Linked DNA regions of Mus musculus: region 1 is linked to region 2. The links are chromatin loops, found by intact Hi-C in ENCODE. Cell type or tissue: heart. All regions are shown on one strand. Each heading gives the region's core, and the rest is flanking DNA. Links, peaks and the distances in the headings are about the cores only. Region 1 overlaps Dsp (desmoplakin). Region 2 overlaps Riok1 (RIO kinase 1).

Region 1 (10,016 bases), core at 1,231-9,230, 110 kb before region 2:
TTATTTCACCCAGTGTCTAGTGACTGGAGACAGAATGTCCCATGTGAGATTTCGTGGTGCAAACAGTTCTTACAAGCAGCTACCATCAAAGGGACACCAGTCAAAACAGGTCTTGCCTTAATGGAGTATTTTCTGTTCTGAGACAGGAGCTAGGTCACAGGGAGGTGTGACACATCACCACCATCGCCCTGAGTCCTACTCACAGGTAGCAGTCTCCAGCAAAAGACAGAAAGTACTGCCCAAGAGCTACATCTGGCCCACTGCTTTTATTTATAAATAAAGCTTTATTGAAACATGACTATGGTTGTTTGTTTACACAGTGTCCATAGCTGCTTTTTGTGATACAACAACAAAGTTAAGTAACTGTGACAGACTCTACCATCTGGTAGAGTCTAAAATATTTCTGGATTTTCCAGGAAGAAACAAAAAGCCAAATTCTAGCGTAGGGTGCTGATCCTAAGCTAGAAAATAAAGTCGTCACAGCTTCATAATGGAGAAGAAGCGTTCACCCACAAAGATGTCTAGATGTCTTTTATGAAATATTTTTTTTCCTAATGAGAATGTAAATCCCATGAAGCCTACCTCAATTTTGTCTGAAGCTGGATGCTGATTGAGGACAAGCTGGTCACTTTCTTGTTTAAGCTTATTGAGTTCCTTTTCCTTGACCTCCAGTTGACTCATGCGTATCTGTGAAAAGAAAGGACCAGTCCATACAGCAAGTCACAGTTAGATTTCTGTTACCTTATACTATTTAGAGGTGGCTACAAACTAAACTTCATTTTGGAAACAACTGATGCTGAGGGCTCATACTACATTGTCCTCAAGAACCACACCCACTCAGGAAACCAAGGTTCATTAAAGGGCTGATACAAGACTAGGGGTATGACCTGACCAAAACCAATAACGTAATTAATAGCATTGCTGTCGATACATGTTGAACATCCCTAACTCCAAATGCCTGGGACAATACGTGTTTCAGATTTGGGATTTACTATTAAAATATACAGAGAGATATTTTAGAGATAGGACCCAAGCCTAAATATAAAACCTAAAGATTTTTGTTTTCTACCCAATAGCCTGAAGGTAATTTTATATAGTATTTTGGGGGCCACTGGATTTTGACTGCCACCTGTCACCTGAAGTCTGGTGTGGGATATTCTACTTATAGCTTCATGGTGGCACTCAAAAAGTTTCAGAGAGAGCATTCTGGATTTCAGATTTTCAAATTGCAGGTGCTCAATACATATGTTCTGATTCCAAATTTCAGGTTTTGTCTAGCACTGTCTACTCTAGGGTTTCTGGATGGACTAGTCTCCATGCTACCCATGAATCACACTGTCTTCATGGATATTAAACAATGAACGTGGGTGTGGGGGGATGGTTAGCCAGCAATAGAACATCCCCGTAGTCCCTACTTGTTGGATAAGGCAAGATGATTGAGTTCCAAAATGTAATGGCCTTTCTGACTAACAGAGGAAAGCCCTATCTCTTAAAAAAAATAAAGGGGGAGGAACTGGAGAGATGGCTCAGCGATTAAGAACACTGACTGCTCTTCCAGGGAACCTGGGTTTGATTCCCAGCACCCACATGACAGCGAACAAGCTCCAGCAACTCCAGTTCCTGGGAATCCAATGCCTTCTTTGGCAATTGTGGGCACTGCATGCATATGGTACACATATACACGTGCAGGCAAAACACCCAAACACATAAAACTAAATAAACCTTACATCACTGAACAGTGTACCCACTTACAAGTGGCTGATCAAATTATTTATACCACCCCCCTACACACACACACACACACACACACACACACACACACACACACACACACACAAGGCAGGGCATCTTACAGAGAAGGCCTCCTGCTTCTGAGCGATGTTGGTGTTCTTGTCGCTCCAGTCATAGAGCAGCTCCTCCTCCTCGCAGTCATTGATCCACATGATCTCTCGAGAGGTGGCCTGGATGATGTTCTGCAGCTGGCGCAGGTGGTCCATCCTCTCGAAGGAGGCTTTCTGCAGACATAGTTGAGAGCGGCGTTAGGATAACCACAGTAGAATGACCACAGTGACAGTATAATGACACAGCGCTCTCTGCAGACTGTGCGGATAAGAGTTCTTTACGGAAACCACCTGAGGCTAGGCATAAACCTCTCAACCTGCTGCATTCACCCACAATAGGACAGAGGCCCTGTCCAAATGGGTGATGCCTGTGGGGCCATGGCTATCTCAGATTCAGCCATTCCAAACGGTCATTCTCAGCTTTTCTCCTGGTGCTGGGGAAACTCAGGGCCTCCCTCATGCTGGAGAACCTCCCTGCTTTTGAGCGGTATTTCCAGCCTATGAAGAGCCTTGACTCAGACAATGATTTGAAGCCAGCCAGATGGCTCAGGCAAAACATTTTCTGGACAAGCCTGATGACTTGAGCTCAATTCCCAGGACCCACACAGAGAACTGACTCTACAAAGTTGTCCTCTGACCACCACATCCACTGTAGCATATGCGTATCTACATATATACACACATGCACACACCAACTGTAATAAAATAAAGTTTAAAAAACAATGATACTTGGGTTTAATAACTTTAGATAATTAAGGGGAACTAGATTCCTAGATAAATCAAGTTTTCTCTCGTAGGTAAGTAAGTCAGCCTTTGCCCCCACAAACTTAAAGTTCCAGTCTCATGCTCATCTCAACAGGAAGAATAGTGTGTTACCAGGAACTACATGGTCTTAAAAGCCCTGTAGCCAGCAAGGAAATATGGAAGAGGTAAAAATAAGATGAGCCAAACAGATAGAAGAGTGGAAATCTCTGCTCTGGGATCAAGCAGCTGACATAGCACCTGTCAGGAGACAATGGCGGGTTCATAAAGATATACGGGGGAAACATGTTGTTTGTGTTTATACTTGTTCAAAGGGCTGCAATCCTTTGTCACTTTAGATGCATCTAACAAGAGTCATTGATGTGAAATTTTAACTCGAAGACAGAACAGTGCTAGACACTGCCTTCAGAAAACAAAACAAAAAACAAAACAAAACCTTTGAAACTTCAGTTCTAAAAAAGAAAGCCAGCCACAACAAAACTATAATCTACGAACACAGGGGCCAGTGTATATGCAAGCTCTTTGCGGAACTCTAAGCCAGTGTATGGGTCCCCAAAGACGTTTACCACTTGAGGAACTGAAATGAATTAGCAGAGGCTAGACGAGCTTACCAGCAGGTTTTCATATTCCTCCTCCAACTGGTAGATTGCTGACTTCTCACGCTGGAAGATAAGAAAACGCAGGTAATTATTTAGTCCCCTTCATCAAGGTCCCCACATCAAGTGTCTCCCCTTCTACGTCTCCTTCTAAGGTGCTGGCCTCAGCTTTCTCAGTAAAAAGAAGCAATCGCTCTATTGAGTCTTTTGCCCACAGTGGTCTTTCCCCAGCTAGTTTGGAGGCCCCCTCCCTGGCCACTTGTCCCTTCTCCACAAGGTAAATACTCTGTCACTTAAAACCTTGCTGAAGGAAATACGATTTCGGATCCTCTGGATCTTAGAACCATGAAGGAGAGAGCTGAGCAGACACTCGAGTGAACAAGAGTAAGGTTTAAATTGTGAAAAAGGCAGGGCAAAGTGAAAATGAAAACTTTGGTCTAAAGAGCACACTTAGTGATTTCATACATGGGGGAGGAGGTAGGGGCGTGGGTGGGGAACAAGCACTGAGATCAGACTACTATCTTATGCCTTCATTCTCCACTCTCCCCAAGTCGGACTTTTTTTCCAGCCCAGGAGAGGTATATGAGACACAATTTCCCTCAGGACAAATGTGACTCCATTCCCACATAGGAGCTGACTCACCAAGTCACCAGCTATATAAGCTACATGCTAATCTCATTTTCTTCTGGTAGGTGACGCTTTGCTTTCTGCAGGTAATTCTCTGCCTACCACCTCTGCAAACACTTACTTATAGACCATAAACTTGTGATACCCTGCATGCGCTTTACATTTGGTTCAACTCCTTCTCCAGGTCCCATAAATCTCTTTCTGCTTCCCTTTTAGACAATAGAGTTTGGGGGTTGGTTTTGTTTTAATTTCTAGTTTTCTTGGAAAGATAATAATAGTCTCGTGTTTCAGACAAATTTGCCTAAACGATACACCCATCTATAGACCCCGTGGTGAATATGAGAGGTACCAGGTCTGCTTTGATCTTGTCCAGCTGCCAGCGGTAGTCCCCAATGGTGTTGTGGATGCTCCTGTGGCTATTGATGTGCTGTTCCACTGAACCAGCGTCCACACCCCAGGCCATCAGGTCCATTTCCTCCTGCAGCAAGAGAGACAGGGAGCACAACCTTTACTGTCCCTCCTCACAACAGATTCCTTTCTCTAGGGCCTTGGGGATCGAGAGAGATACTGTTCCCGGCTCTGCTTCAGATAAAACTCAAAACACCCAACCACTCAGGAAGCTAAGGCAGGGAGATTACTTGAGCACAGGTGTTCAAACCCAGCCTAAGTACACAGCAAGACCCTGTCTCAATTTAAAAAGGAGGAGGAGGAGGAGGAGGAGGAGGAGGAGGAGGAGGAGGAGGAGGAGGAGGGGGAGGAGGAGGAGGAGGAGGAGGAGAGGAGGAGGAGGAGGAGAAGGAGAAGGAAGAAGAGGAAGAAGAAGAAGAAGGAGGAGGAGGAGGAGGAGGAGGAGGAAGAAGAAGAGGAAGAAGAAGAAGAAGAAGAAGAAGAAGAAGAAGAAGAAGAAGAAGAAGAAGAAGAAGAAGAAGAAACCTTTATGTACCATGTCTGAAGCCAAAATAAAATTTAAAGGGTCGAGATTACAAATACATCCTCAGTTAGTTTGGTTCCACCCCAAGATGAACTGAGGAGGAAATTCAGTCATGGGTTCCTTGACATCTAGCTCATTCTTCTGAAGGATGAGGAGGATGCATGAGTGGGGGTGGAGCTGGAGAAACAGCTCAGCCGGGAAAAGGGCTAAGTAATTACGCAAGAGTCGTCACTGGATCCAGATCCCCAGAACTCACAGGAGGACAGAGAAGGGAAGCCCAAAACTTGCCCTTGGACCCCCAAAACCATGCCCTGCACTCACACACAATAATAATGGTCACATTTTTGAAGAGAGGATAAAAGAAATAGAATGTGAATTTGTATGACTAGATACTAGTCATATGGTTATGATACATTGTAAGTAGTAATAGACCTTTCTTTTCTTGTTTTGTTTTGTTTCTTTTGCCGGGTTTCTCTGTGTAGCCCTGGCTGTCCTGGAACTCACTCTGTAGACCAGGCTGGCCTCGAACTCACAGAGATCCACCTGCCTTTGCCTCTCAAGTGCTGGGGTTAAAGGTATGCACCACCACCGCCCGGCTTCTTTATTCATTTTTAAATGCATGTTAGAAGTCATTAATGATACAGTCACCCACTGTCTCTCAAGTGAAATCCCTAACCTATGGAAGTTGCCATTGTCCATCTCCTTAAATTATCTTTTGTTTGTTATTGCTATATGGGGGATTGAACCTACAGCCTCACTAAAGCTAGCCAAGTGCCCTACCATTCGGCTACATATACAGCCCTAAATTATGTTGATGAATGGTATATATTAAGTCTTGGCTCAGAAATTCAGCATTTGAAAATTTCCTTTCCAACTGTAAAAACTCTCTGTGGTCCATTTCAAAAGGGAAGACACGATACAAAGTCAAGATCCTTCATTCTGATTAATGTTGGTAACAATGCCAGGATTATGGGTTTCCCGTTCGATTTTGAAATGTGAAATCCAACCAGATTTATCACGTGAGTCTGAAATTTAAGACTGTTTCACAGTAAGAATCAAATACAGTGTTTCCTTCTCTGGCACGTTTCATTCTGGTCGAGTCCACCGTCTCTTCCTCCTTTTGCAGGAGCAGATGTAAATTTCTAAATCACCTGTGTCATCTCTCTGCCGTGCCAAGGGCAAACATCCATACTGAGACAGGCAGCAAGAACAGAACTCAATTGTCCTAAGCCACACCCATGTTCTAGTGCTCTTGGCAAGGCTTCAGGGAGGAGCCATTTCAGAGTCGGAGAACTGAAGGTTAGCACGGACTTTGGCCTTGTCCGGCAACTGCTGGCGTCTGGAAACAGCAGGTGCTACTCTGGGAAGCTAGAGATGACCCAGGGACAGCTCCCATGGCTCATTACCTGCCAGGTGTACAGTATCTGGCTCACTCATCAGCAGAAGCACAGATCAGGGAAACAAAGCCTGGCAGAGATGTGTGTGCCTGCCTCCTGGCAGGGAGGTGTGTGCTGGGGAAAATGGGTCTCTTATCAGTACAGACCTCAGCTGGGTCTCTTGGGAGTGAGTGAAGAATGTGGGCTATGTGTGGGGGAAGGGGGAGTGAGAAGGAAATGGCCACACAGACCGCCAGGACAAACCTCCAGCAGGACTCAGGCATCTCTTAGTTTGTTGAGAACTCTAAGCAAGGCTCATCGATGGGTGTCAGAAAACAAAACAAAACAAAACAAAACAAAACAAAACAAAACAAAACAAAACAAAACAAAACAAAACAAAACAATGGACCAATACAGCCGCGTGAGAACACCGTTTCCTGAGGTTTAAAGATGTAGAGATTTTCCTGACAAATCTTCTTTGCTTCAATTTGTGTGTGTGGTCGTTGTTTGTCTATTTGTTGGTGTTGGAGACCAAGCTCCCCTATGTAGCTCCGGCTGAGATGACAGACATGCACCACCACACCCAGCTCTACAAAGCATCCTTATACTGCTACACCCACAGCAATACAGAAAATGACTAATTCTGACCTGTCACTTAACTGTCACATTGGCTTAGAAGACATCAGAGGATATGATATCCCATAATTACTTTGGTTCAAAGTTTGTCTTGCCTCCGAACAAGGATCGTTGAAGGTTACAATTCAAGCCCCATGAGCTCAAATCGTCCTCAGGCCTAGAATGTCACTCTCTAAACTAGGCTTTATGAATACTCTCATGGGCGATCGTTTAGCATTTGGGATGTTTCTGTAATTGTTTATGGTCTCTATAGTAAGTGTGTGTGTGTGTGTGTGTGTGTGTGTTGGAGGGGGGTAGGGCATAGTAGAATACATTACAATCTCAGGATCTTGGAGGATGAGACAGGAGGATCACAAGTTCAAGGCTGGCCTGACCTACAAAGTAAGACCCTGTCTTAAAAATCAAAACAACAAACAAACAAACAAATAGGTCTGTAGAGATTTATCATTGGTTAAGAGCCCTAACTGTTCTTTCAGAGGACCTGGGTTTGATTCCCAACACGCACATGGTAGCTCTCAACCTTCTAGCTCTGGGGGACTTGGGGATTCAATGCCCTCTTCTGGGCACTGCATGTATGTGGTGCATATATGTAGTTATAAAACAAAACAACACACACACACACACACACACGAAGACAAATAAAAAGTAAACATAAAACAATAACTGAATGAGTGTGTGAATGAATGATTAGTGTCTGAAGGAATCACTGCACAAGAATACACCCAAACCTTTTAAAGACTTGGTGTAAGGGGCCCTTCCTTCCCTGTGGTCCTAGATATTCCAAGGTTGGTCTGGAGAATGGCTTGAGTCTACATGTTCGAAACTAGCCATGGCAACACAATTCAACCCAGACTCAAAGAAAAGAGGCATGCTAAAGTGGCTAAGAAATTTTGGAACCACTAAGAAATCGGCCCAACAATTCATCAAGTTCTTACAGCTTGGCATAACAATCTCTACAATGTACCATTTTAATCCATCCACCTCTCAAAGAAGGACGGCTCATTAGAAGGTTTTCATTATAAAATCCCAACTGCATGATTATGGCATGTTTCTCAGGCCACCTGTTCATTATCGGGCTTAATGACGACATAAAACAACAAAACAGTAATTAGCACTGAAAAATACTTTGTAGGGACTCCAGTGGCAGGGAAAGGATCAGCGCCTACTTCTTGGGCCATTATTTGACTCCACACCCACACAAGTGACGTGAGACTCACACAGCTGGACAACCAAACTTCAAAACGCAACCGTGGAGCCTAAACCAGAAGACCCAGTGTGACAATGTCTAACACCTCCCACGTGATATTATTTTATAATTAAAAAAAATATTTCAACTGTCCTCTCTCTTGTGTTACTATTTCAAACGAGCTGTAGAGGAGTTCTTTTCTTTCTTTTCAGCCTATGTGGGAGACAGATGAGGTCAATTGCAATGACCCCGTGACTTAGCAGGCTGCTCCCGCTGGACTCTGCCACCGTCTACATCCAGACTACCTAGGTTAGGAGTCTAAGAACAAGCCCTGTAGGGTCACTTACCCTCTGCTGCCTCATCCAGCCCAGACACTCGCCCGTGAGGCGTTTGGTGAACTCGTCCCAGCCGGATCCACTCTGGCAAGTGTACCCTCCGGCTCCCTTGGAGCTGGCTCTTCGGACCCGAGGGACGCTGATGGCCTTGTAAAGGGCTCGCATTTGTTCCTGGAGCTGAAGCAGTCTGAAAGGAAAGGAAAGAGTGCTGCTGTCACCAGAAAACAGCCTACAGAAACCTATCCTGAGCAAATGACCGCCTTTCTGGGTTTCCTTTGGGTCAGTCTACAGGCTAAGGAGGCTGCGCTGGAAGATTTCTTTTGCTCTACCCATGCCTTCCAGCTTGACTGCACGGGAGTATAAATGCTGAGAAGACACTCACGACCCTTAACATCATAAGAAAGCGTTACTGCCTTGGCCTAACCTGGCAGCCTTTCTTGAGGGTCCTCCTGGGAATTTATCTTTCTAGTACCCTGGGCCTTAGTAGCATGAGAGCAGACTCAGACCACACATCTCTGCTGTGAAGTGGTCACTTTCAACTCCAAGGGTCTCACTTGATTAAATAAAGCTTGACATTGGCCTCTTGAAAAGGCAGAAGCTCTACCAGAGGCCTCTGCTGCTGCTGCTGCCTAAATGGAGGGAGGGCTCATGACCCATTCAGTTCTTTAAACCATCCTGGAGGTTTATAGCATCGGGGACTGAGTCCAAAGCTTCCTGCATGCCAGGCAAGAACTCTTCCACGCCCTTTGTCCTTCTTTAAACATCAAAAAACTATGCAATTAATTCATTTTGAGATGAGAGCTCACTAAATTGTCCAGACAGGCCTTGAAGTTTTGATTCTCCTGCCTTGATTTCCCAAACACCATGGATCACAGGGCTCTGCTGCCATTTCCAGGAAGAGCTAGAGTTTTTTGAAGGGTCTTTTTTGTTGTTGTTTTGTTTTTGCAGGTCTGTTTAATTCTCAGAGCATCTCTGGGTGGGGGTCCATCAAAGAAGAAGTTTGCAGCTTTATCTTTAAACCAGATAAAGCTACAAAATCCCAAGTGAGGGAATTGTTCTTGGGGAATACATGGGCTTCTTCTGAAGTCACCTGCTAGGGGTCCCCCCTCCGTGCTCTGCAGGCAATACCTTTTCTGATACGCATCACAGGGCTGGCCCATCTGCCTCATCTCTCGGATCAAGCCGTCTATGATTTCCATCTGATCGTTGGCTTGTGTAAAATACTCATCCAGCTCTCGGTTCCATGCCAGCTGCATCCCTTCTCCGAATTTCAGTTCCTATTAGGAAGAAGTTGCATGAAAATACGGAAGACCATAAGGAAAGATCTTGTGCGCATCAGTGAAAGCAAACCTTCTACTGAAACATGGCGGGGAGCAGAAGCCCCCCCCCCCAGTCAAACAGCTTGCTCCAAACTGTACTGAGTACTTGAGGGTACACACCTATAACCCCAACCCTTTGGAGGCTGAGGCAGGAAGATCAGGAGTTTGAGGCCTGCCTGTACTACACAGAGAGACTCTGTCTTAATAGCAAACAAACAAAAACAAACAAACCAGGACCAGTGAGATAGCTCAGTACTTGCCGCCAAGGCAGGGGATCAGAGGTCGATACCCAGGGCCCATATGGTGGAAGGAGAGAACAACTCCTGAAAATTGTTCTTTGACCTCCAGATGCATCCTTTGACAGTCACTCACTCATGATACACAAGCATGTGCACACATACACACAC
Region 2 (10,016 bases), core at 642-8,641:
CAAGTTCAGATCCCCAGAGAGCACCTACAAAGATGGTATAGCTGCTCACCTGTAACTCCAGAGCCAGGTTGAGGCAGCTAGGTGACAGCTGAGTCCCCAGAGCACACTATCCAGCAACTCTAACAGAATCAATTACCAAGAGAGAGAGGTGAACCAACACTCACCTCTATTCTCTCCACCCACTCGTATATAAGCACATACACACCTTCCCACACACAAATACAGGGGAAAAAAAACCCTAAGACTTTTCAGTTATAACACATGACTTCCTATAATCTGCATCAATACTAATCACTGAAAATAATGAATGTTCTATACATTTTAGACGTCTTAATGCTTCAATTTAACTATGCTACTCTGAAATGGTCACCATGTTTCAAGTCTAAGAAGACATATCAGCCTTCATTCTATATGGAACTGTGCCAGTTAGTAATAAATGAGAATAATAACCTGAAGCGAGAAGTTTGGTTTCTTTGACAAACAGAAAAATAATATAGGACTGTTTCCATTTTAGTCCCAGGTGTGGGATATGAGACTGCTTCAGACTGTCCACAGCAGCTGACTATGATTTGCCTCGTGCTCTAGCTGGGGCATGATTTTGCCAGCTGTAGATAGTTTCTACAATTTGTGACATTTGGAATTTTGAGAGGGTGTATAAATGCTAGGACCCAGAGAGATGGGTTGTTGGTTGGTTGCAGTTTGTTAAGAGTTGTGTGCAAAGAAGAAACAGAAGAAACTAGCTATCCTGATGGCAAAGATCTAACTTGCCCTAAGAAACTTGATGCCCCTAATCAGCAGAAAGTAGTCTGAGGATAATGTCACTCCCTTCCCCTTCTATTCTTTTTTTTCTCCTATCTCGTGTTCGGGAGTTGCAAGGGTGGTAAAAGGGTACAGAGGGTGGAAGAAAATGGAACCCACAAAGTAGCCAAAGAATGGCTACAAGAATCCATTTTATTTTAATGTGTATGTGTAAGTGGAGTGCATGTGTGCATACTGTTCAAATGTTCAAACAAGCATGAGTGTAGAGGCTCAAAAGGGATGTCTGAAGTCATCTTCGATTACTCTCTACCATACTCATTGAGGTAGGGTCTCTCAACTGAACCCAGAGCTCACTGCAACTGTTAGCCTAATACCCAGCTTGCCCTGGGGATCCCTGTCTCTCTAAGGTATAGTGTTTCTATAGCTGTGATAAAACATCATGATCGAAAGCAACTTGAGGAGGAAGGTATTTCAGTGTACATTTCCATGGCCCACTCCATCCTTGAGGAAAATCAGAGCAGGAACCTGGAGGCAATAACTTAAAGCAAAGCCTTGGAGGGATGCTCTTTACTGGCTTGTTCCCCATGGCTTTCTCACCTTTCTTAGAAACCCCAGGTACCCCTGGCCAGGGTGGTACCACCCACAGTAGCCTAGGCCCTTCCACATCAATCACTAATTTAAAAAGTCCCCAACAGTTTGCTACAGATCAATCTTATGAGGAGGAATTTTCTCTTTTAAGTTTCCTTCTTCCTAGATATGTCTAGCTTTTTGTCAAGTTGATGAAAAACAAATAGCATAGTTGACCCTTTGTCACCTTGACAAACCTATCACACATTAAGCCTTAACATTACCTTTCCTTTGCATTCCCCAAACCCCGTTAATATCGATATCACAATTTAAAACATTCCAATTTCTAAAAGTCCCAGTCTTTACAAAACTAAACACTTTAAAAGCTCAATCTCTTTAAAGCATTCAAAGTCTCAAGTTCAAAGCCTCTCTAAACCACCTACAGTTTCTCAACTGTGGGTTGCTGTACAATTAGAAAACAAGTTAGATACTCGTTTAAAAAACAAAGTCAGGGTATAGTTACCATCAGACCAAAGCAAACAGTCCAATGATGTGAAAGGCTCAGACTTCTGGGATCCACTCAATTTTCTGGGCTTCAAAGGATGAAGGCAGATCCACTTCTCTGGCTTTGCCATCCACAGCACACACAGCTCGTCTAGCCTTAGGCCAGCTCCACTCCACACCTGCTGCTCTTGGTGATGATCTGACAGTACTCTAAAACGTTGGGAGTTTCCACTGCAATGGAAGATCGGAGGAGGGTGCTTCACCCCTTATACCTTATAAGTCCATTATGCAGTAAAGTCAAGGCACAACTCAAGGCAGGAACTGAAGCAGAGGCCATAGAATGATACGTACTGGCTTGCTCCTCATGCCTTGCTCAAGGCTTTCTCATAGAACCCAGGATTACCAGCTCATAGGTGGCACCATTCACAGTGAATTGGGTCTCCCAACATCAATCAAGAAAATGCACTACAGGCTTGCCCATGGGCCAGTCTGGTGGGAGCATTTTTTTTTTCTTGAAAGAGGGCATTTCCTTCTTATCAAATGACTCTAGCTTGTCAAGTTCACAGAAAACTAGCCAACGGTTTCTACCTTCCATGCCTGGGATTACAGGGGAGCCATCATACCACCTGATATTTATGTAGGTTCTGGTGAATCCAAGTTCCTGTCCTCGTGCCTTAGTGGTCATCAGTTTATCCACTAAGCCATCTCCCCTGCCCCCTTTACTTGTTTTTGTAAACATTTACTGGTGCTAAATTAATTACCTGTATTGTATCTCACTTAATCCTGTCATGTAACAGATGGCATTATTCTCCAATTTCACAAGCACAAATTTCCAAATAGTCTCGACAGTCCCGATGTTCCTGCCACATGTTAAATGTGTAACTTTCCGAGGCATTATTCTCATAATAAAAAGTCATAAAAATTTTTAATAGGAATTTATTTAGCAAATGGAATAAAAGTTTCTTTTGGATTTTTTGTTTATAAAACAAGACATATAAAAAAATCATGTTTGAAGGAAGAGTGGAAGGAAACTTGGAGTCACGTTCTTTGTCCTAATAAATTTCTGAGATTTTTATTTTATGTGTATGAATGTCTGAAAGTACGTCGGTGCACTACATGCCACGCAGGGCCCGTGGAGGCGAAAAGAGGGCATTGGGTCCTCAGGAACTAGTTAGGTGGTTGTAAGCCACCAGATGGGTGTTGGGAATAGAACCTTGCTGTAGCTTGGTCTTCATGGAGGCCCCCCAACAACTGGAGGCTATCTCTAAAGCTGTTGCCTGTCTGTGGATCCCATTCCCATAACTGGGCTGCCATATCTGGCTTCAGTGGGAGTTATATGCCTAGCCCTGAAGGGTTTTGATGTGTCAGGGTTGGGGGGATACACAGGGGGAGAGAAGGGAATGGGTGGGGAGGACTGTGTGAGGGAGGAAGTGGAAAGAAGTGGGGACAGCAACTGGGACGTAAAGTGAATAATGAAAAAAAGAGAAAATTAGAAAAGTACAGAGAATTGGTTTATACAGATTTTTGAGAAAAAAGCCTATTTTTCCTATTTGTGTACATACAAAATGCCCACATAAAGAATTTACTTAAAATTATTACTGTGTGTATATTGGGGGGGGGCAGGTGTGTGTAGAGGTCAGAGGGCAATTTTTGGGAATCATCATCTCTTCCCTTCCACTGTGGGATTCAGGGATTAAACTAGGCTGTCAGGCTTGCTCAGTGTACCCAGCCCAGCATACGGGAAATAGCAGTTGACACGTAGTCAACATTAGGAACTTCCTGTTACCTCACTGACACAGCGAGTGTCTGCCCCCGTGACTGCAGCCTCTGAACCCCTCCACTCAGTCTTCCTTTGATAGGTGAGACGGGACACTGAGTCCCAGAAGTCTGAAGGACCAGCAAGCGACCACCACACTACACCGTGAATCTAGGGCCATCCAGGATCTGTTTCTGTAATTGCCATACTAAAAGTGCATTATTTCCCAGTGAAAAACCACTTCTGTTGTTGTGGCCATCCTGCCTCTGTCTCCCATGTACTGAGACTGAGGTATACGCTACCACACCTGACTTAACTCAGTTACGACTCTTGCAAAGTATATATTGAGGTGCCAGTTTGTTGGGGGCTCTAAGTAGGGACTGATGTATAAATCAAGCACTAAATGTGCCATCATCGAGTTAGTGCCTAGGGGGAAGTAAAGAGGTGAAGCCAAGTAAATGACCTCAGCTACCTGGGCCTCCTCTGCAGGATGCTCCCCCCAAATGCACAGCACCTGCTGTCAATCATGCTGGTTAAACATCAGAACTCAAGGGCATGGCTCCCTCTAGTGGAATAAAATGACTTCGAGCACAACTGACAGCATTCCCATGGCTAAACAGCAGAGTCTAAAGGCTAATGATTCATCTAATAGCAACCAGCACAGGGGATGACCTGCACTTTAAACCCAATCTCTTTAGTTCTAATAAACAAAAGAGTGAGTCCAACCTACCCCTTTGGTGTCTAAAGTCTTTTTTAAAAACACTCTCACAGAAGCAGGGGGAGGGGTTATGGGGTTTTGGGGGAGGGAAATTGGAAAAGGAAATAACATTTGAAATGTAAATGAAGAAAATATCCAATAAAAAAAGTTAAGGTAAAAAAAAAAATACTGATCTGGTTCTTTGTGAGTTGGAGACCAACAAGGAAGACACAATGAGACTCTTAGGGGGGAAAATCACATTGGTCTGATACTTTTTTAAAATAACCATTGTGGACCAGGGATGGTCTCAGTTCAGTGTTTGCACGGCCCAGGGAGCCCCGTATTTAATCCCTAGCACTGCATAAAGCAGGGTGAACACTGTTCAAGAACTGAGTCATGGGAGATTTTGAGGTCTTCTGAGAAATCTCCAAGAAGACAAGTCTTGTGACTTCAGTTTCTTCAAAAGCAAAGAATTGTCCTCGGAATGTGAGCTCCTCTCAGGTGTATCGACAAGAGCACTTACTTCAAACTACTCATTACAGCTGGCTAGTGTTGTCTATATGCCTCTAAGGAAAAACATGCTTTTGCCTCACACAGTTTGCTAAACAGAGACAGACAGACAGACAGACAGACTGATGTGTGTGCGCGCACACACACACACAGAGCTTGTTGTCTTGTGACTGTACAGTTTACTTATGTCACTCCTCCTAACCCTCAGAGCATAAAGTTGGCAATTACTGCATGAAACTTTAGTCCGCCCCGTTTATTGGCTCCATTTTCCCAGGACCTACCATCTCTGGGTAAACTACAGGCTGTGACGACACACTTGAGAAACAAAGTTATATGGATCCCAAGTTCAAGGTCATCCTTGACTGCATGGGTGTTCAAAGAGAGTTTGAAACTAGCCCGGGCTACATGAAAAAACTGCAGGTGAATGAACTTGAGACAGCGTTTTGGTAATCCTTTGGTTCAAGTCCCACTATTTACACATGAGGACTTCTTCCTCAAAGGAAAGTGACTTCCCAGTGTCACAGCTGCATATCAAAGCAAGCGAGGGAGCGTAAACCTAGATTTGTCATCGCAGCCCTCAGAAAGCCTTAACAGTGTTACATGCTAAAGCATCAGCAAGTGGACTGGGCTGCCCCATTTCCGTCCACATATGGACTGGGATGAGGTACTCATCAGTGAACTCACTTTTTCGACTGAACACTTTACGTGGTCGTCAGATAACCCTATTACAAGCCTGGGGGATGCAAACTGACCCACATCCATTCTGTCTTTCCATCCTTATAAACAAGAGGCATACATGATAGCCTCTCCTTTGCTCAGGAGACAGAGCATCTTCTGAACATTTACTGAGAGCTGACCGAACCTCAGCACAAATCAGGTGCTGGGATACAATACAAACCCCTGCCTTCTGGAGCTTACATTCCGAAGTGAGGGTGGAGGCAGACAAAACAGTCACTATACGTTAAGTGAAGGCAATCGGCAGGCTACTTTGTCCTCGGTAGAGCTATAGGAAAATAATGCAGAGGAATGACAAAGCTTGCACGTGTGAGGGACACAAGAGGACAATACCAAATCAGGAGGGGTAGACCGGCCTCTCTGAGCTGGTGACTTTATTGATTTATTTAGATAGGGTCTCACTATGTAGCCCTGGCTGGCCAGAACTCACTATGCAGACCAGTCTGGCCTTGAACAGGGACCCACCTGCCTCTGCCTCCGCAGTGTTGGGATTAAAGTAGTGGGTCACCATGACTGGACAATACTATGTTTTAAGATGAAGATAAAACTGAAAACGTGATCTACACTTTTGAACATACAAGCTCCCTAGTTTTGTCCGTAAGTGAGAGTCTGAATTTCTTACTGCACAGGGCATGTGTTCAGTTTCTTGTAGCTGTGGTAAAATACCAGCTAAAACCAGTCTAACAGTTGAAGTGCATAACTGTAGTGCAATGTGCCTTAGCTGAAAGTGGATGACGAGGAAGTAAAGCCAACCAACCAACAACGGAAGCGTTCGTTCTCACCCGTGAAGCCTGTGGTGAGAGTACATTACAGTGGGGATGAAGGGAAGCTGCCGGCATCACCGTGGCCAGGAAGCAGAGGAAAAGACCAGAATCCGACATCCCAGCAAGAACACGCCCACACACACACACACACACACACACACACACACCACACATGCCCACACACACAACACCCACACGCCCACACACACACACACACACACACACACACCACACACCCCACAACGACCTAATCCTCCAGGCCCTCACCCCACAGTTCTGCCCTTACTCAGCGATACCGCTAGCAACCTGGGGCCAAGTCTTTAACATATGGCCTTTGGGGAACATTTAGGATCTAAACCGTAACGAGGTATTTTGAATGACACCAACTTTGGCCAACTAGGCCAGCGCCAGCAAGAACAATTCTGCTTTGCCCTAGCTTTGCGTTCACATGGTAAAGTAATAAACACATAGAGCTGCCTAAGTGAACCAGAAGACCTGGAAGAGACTCAAATGTGCACAAAGATGATAACTGTGCTCTCAATATTATGGAAACTGAAGCTCCTTTTTGAACTTTAAAGCAGAAAGGAGCATGTTCCAACATACAATCAGAGTTCAGGTGGCACTCACCATAACCCGCCATCAAGCAAGCAGCTGGAAGCTGCAGTCTAAACGGAAACCCTGGGTTGCTGTATAAGAGTGTCTGGTGCAAGGATTAACACAGCCATTTGCTACATAAAATAGGAAAAGGTTCTTTAACACCTGGTAATTTTTCTCAATGTGTGTCCTGTAATTTTCTCTTTCCTACCAGTAAGTTTACTCCCCCCACGAGTCTCATCACAGTTACTGCAGTGGGCTGTGGCTTCTTGGGTTATAAACCGGAAGACTCCGTTCAAACTCACCTGCGGCCTTAAGCTAACTCCACATCAACTAGTATCCCAGGCCAAGCCACCAGCATCCTTCACCAGGGCTAACAACAAGCACAGCCAATCATCTTCCACCTTTGCTTCAATTCTCTAGAAGCCAGAATCATGCTTTCAAACTACAAGTTGGACCCTGACACTCCTCTGCTAAAAACCCCATGAGCTGTGCACTCTGATCTCCCCCCGAGTCTGATGCTGCCACCCCATTTCTGACCACTGCACACAGCTTTTTGCTGCAGGGCCTTCCTGTGGCTTCGTGCTTTGACTGGGGTATTCTTCCTTCCCGATGTACCTTGGCTTTGTTGCTTGTATCCTCATCTGCTTAAGTAGTCCAGTCTGGCTGGAACGCAGACTCCTTCCATCCAGCCACCACAGTGCCAGGAAGTTCGGTGTGACTCACCTCCAATATTTTATGTTGTCAACTTGTACCTCCCTAGGTTTTCTCTTTATTCAGCATTGATTCTCTCTATATAATGTATAACCTCTTCAAAGAATATTACTTTTTTAAAAATTTTTCATTTCCTAGCAAGAATGCAAACTACCCAAAGGAAGTAATGTGGTTTTATTCATAGCTATATCCCAGTTCCTAGAACACTGAAATATCTGATGAACAAATGGCTGGGTGTGAAATGGCACCTGAGCTGGGAGGGCTCACTGGAAAGGTATAGTTAAGATGAAGCAGGATCATAGGACAGCTTCCTGTGTATCCAGAACACACAGGAACAGGGCTCCTGGGAATGGCACATAACGGCCAGACGATGTCTCTCGGAGCGGAGCTCCAGGCTGTTTCAGATATGTCTTTGGCATAGACAAAGAAAACAAATGTTCCCAAGTTCGTCCGTGGATGTTCATCATAAACACTCATGTTCTGATACTTGTGGGAAAATGTTTGCAAGATAAAAATATAAAAATAAAATATACAAAGTTCTTCATTAAAATAATACCTTAATAAGTCCGTTAAAAGCAGAGCCAGGACTGGATCCCGAAAGAATAGGCTTTTGAAACAATCACATGACCACACCCCAGCCTCCTCTGACAGTGAGACAGTGAGGAAGCCTCCTCCAGCTACTTCTGTTTCAGGGTTAAAATGTAGCCGAGGAATGGCTCCATTCTATTTGCCTTTTTTGGCCTTGGCTGTTTTTTCCTTTCTTTTTTTCACATGTTTAGGGATTTTATTTTTTCTCTTCTCTCTCTGGGCTTCCTTGACCATCTTTTTTCTTTCCTGTAAAATATAAACAACCCACCCCCAATAAAATTCATTCATTCGGTGTATTCAAGTTATTATTAGAATTAAAATTAATATGTTAAGCAGATAAAAGTATATGTAGCATAAAAAATAACAATTACAGCTTGGTGAGTACAACTTTGCTTTGAGGTTCCCTGCATCTCATTTCTTTGCCATCTCTCTCCCTTCATATCCCTGCCTTCTTCCCTCTCTAAAGAGGGTCTCACTTTGTAATCCAGACTATTCTTAAAACTCCCAAGGCTCAAATGATCTCTCCCCTCCTCAGTTTCCAAGTGCTGGGACAATAGGTTCTGTCATTATACACAGGTTATCTTTCTTCCCCAGCTCCCCGAACCCAGCTACACCATGTCCCTTGAACACTGTTGAAATTATAGACAGTCAAATCAATATCCCAGTATATGTTACTTGACGTTTACAAGTTCCATATTTAAGAGAAATAATGGTTAGAAAGAAACAAATATTTGCTTCTAGTAAACAGACAGAACACGTAATCTGTATGATATTAAAGAAGCTCCTAATAGCAGCTAAGTCTCTAATTTACTCCAAAAGTAAAGTTTGTGTTTAGTTATGGAAACTACAAGTAGAGGCACCATTGATGTTTGAGAGCCACCACATTCAGGAGTAAGATCTTGGCTAACCTTTTTATCAATGTCAGGGTCAGCAATATGGTTTCTGCATCCGGCTTGATCTTCCTGCTCTTCAGAGACTGTGTCGGAGCACTCAGAGCCCCCAGCATCGTCTGAACCAAAACAAGTCTCTTCCTTAACTTCACTTTCTAGGAGCGCGGGGACCTTGAGATTATTATAGAACAATGCTACGTGAAGCCAGGTACTATCAACACATTAATGCCAGCATCTTACATCAGTATGTCAGATACTCTTTCAAGTTATGCACTGAAACATCAAAATAGAATCAACACGCGGGAGAAAGATGGGTAGCATCCATTCACTCCTGTAGGACTCAAGAACATACACAAAGGAATTAGCAGGGTGTCTAATCTTTTGACAGTGCAACATGATGCTATCATTTACAAATGTGTTGGATTACATTCACAGCTATCCTAACATGCATATCTGATTACTAGGGCTATATGGGTGGCCTAAATTAACAACACAACTCTGCTACTTTTAGTAAGACAGAGAGTTGAGCTGGGATTTGGAAAGAATGTGAAATACAGAGGTAGTAGCAGCAGTAGTAGTAGTAGTAGCAGTACTAGTAGTAGTACTAGTACTAGTACTAGTAGTAGTAGTAGTAGTAGTAGTAGTACTAGTAGTAGTAAAATCTATTTAGGTGGCTTCACAACTGTTTTCCTGTGTATTTACTACATTACTAGCAGTAAGCTAATCTAACCAAAATGAACAGTCCATCAAGAGGAAGTTTCACTTTCTCTGAAATGAACTAGTTATTTAACTATTTTTCTTCTTTTTTGAGACAGGATCTCATTGGACAGTCCAGGCTGCCCTTGAACTTTCCATTCCTTTGTCTTACAGATAATGGTATTGGGAACTCAATTCAGGTGCTCTGGAAAAGCAGCAAGGGCTCTGAACTGCTGAGCCAA

What was found. Peaks named below come from ENCODE experiments on the same cell type or tissue, not always from the same donor. Only the 100,000 strongest peaks of a DNase experiment are listed, where the experiment ranks them.
Region 1: it touches region 2 in a loop (2.9-fold over the local background); 8 of 42 quality-filtered maps call a loop at or near these places.

What each region holds. Positions count from the first base shown.
Region 1 is chr13:38,167,067-38,177,082 of GRCm38, reverse strand. It overlaps Dsp (desmoplakin), which reads right to left. Exons shown (of 24, transcript NM_023842.2): 3 at 9,419-9,567; 4 at 8,303-8,477; 5 at 4,176-4,304; 6 at 3,215-3,265; 7 at 1,854-2,015; 8 at 583-687. Among named protein-coding and RNA genes, the nearest start is that of Dsp, 21 kb to the right of the region's middle. In heart, for the core only: no CTCF peak of the experiment used is centred there; DNase peaks (open chromatin) are centred at 6,092 and 6,162; H3K4me3 peaks cover 517 bases; H3K27ac peaks cover 1,817 bases.
Region 2 is chr13:38,059,173-38,069,188 of GRCm38, reverse strand. It overlaps Riok1 (RIO kinase 1), which reads right to left. Exons shown (of 17, transcript NM_024242.3): 16 at 9,097-9,249; 17 at 7,756-8,434. The coding sequence ends at 8,324. Among named protein-coding and RNA genes, the nearest start is that of Riok1, 27 kb to the right of the region's middle. In heart, for the core only: a CTCF peak has its summit at 4,158 (motif pointing left); no DNase peak of the experiment used is centred there.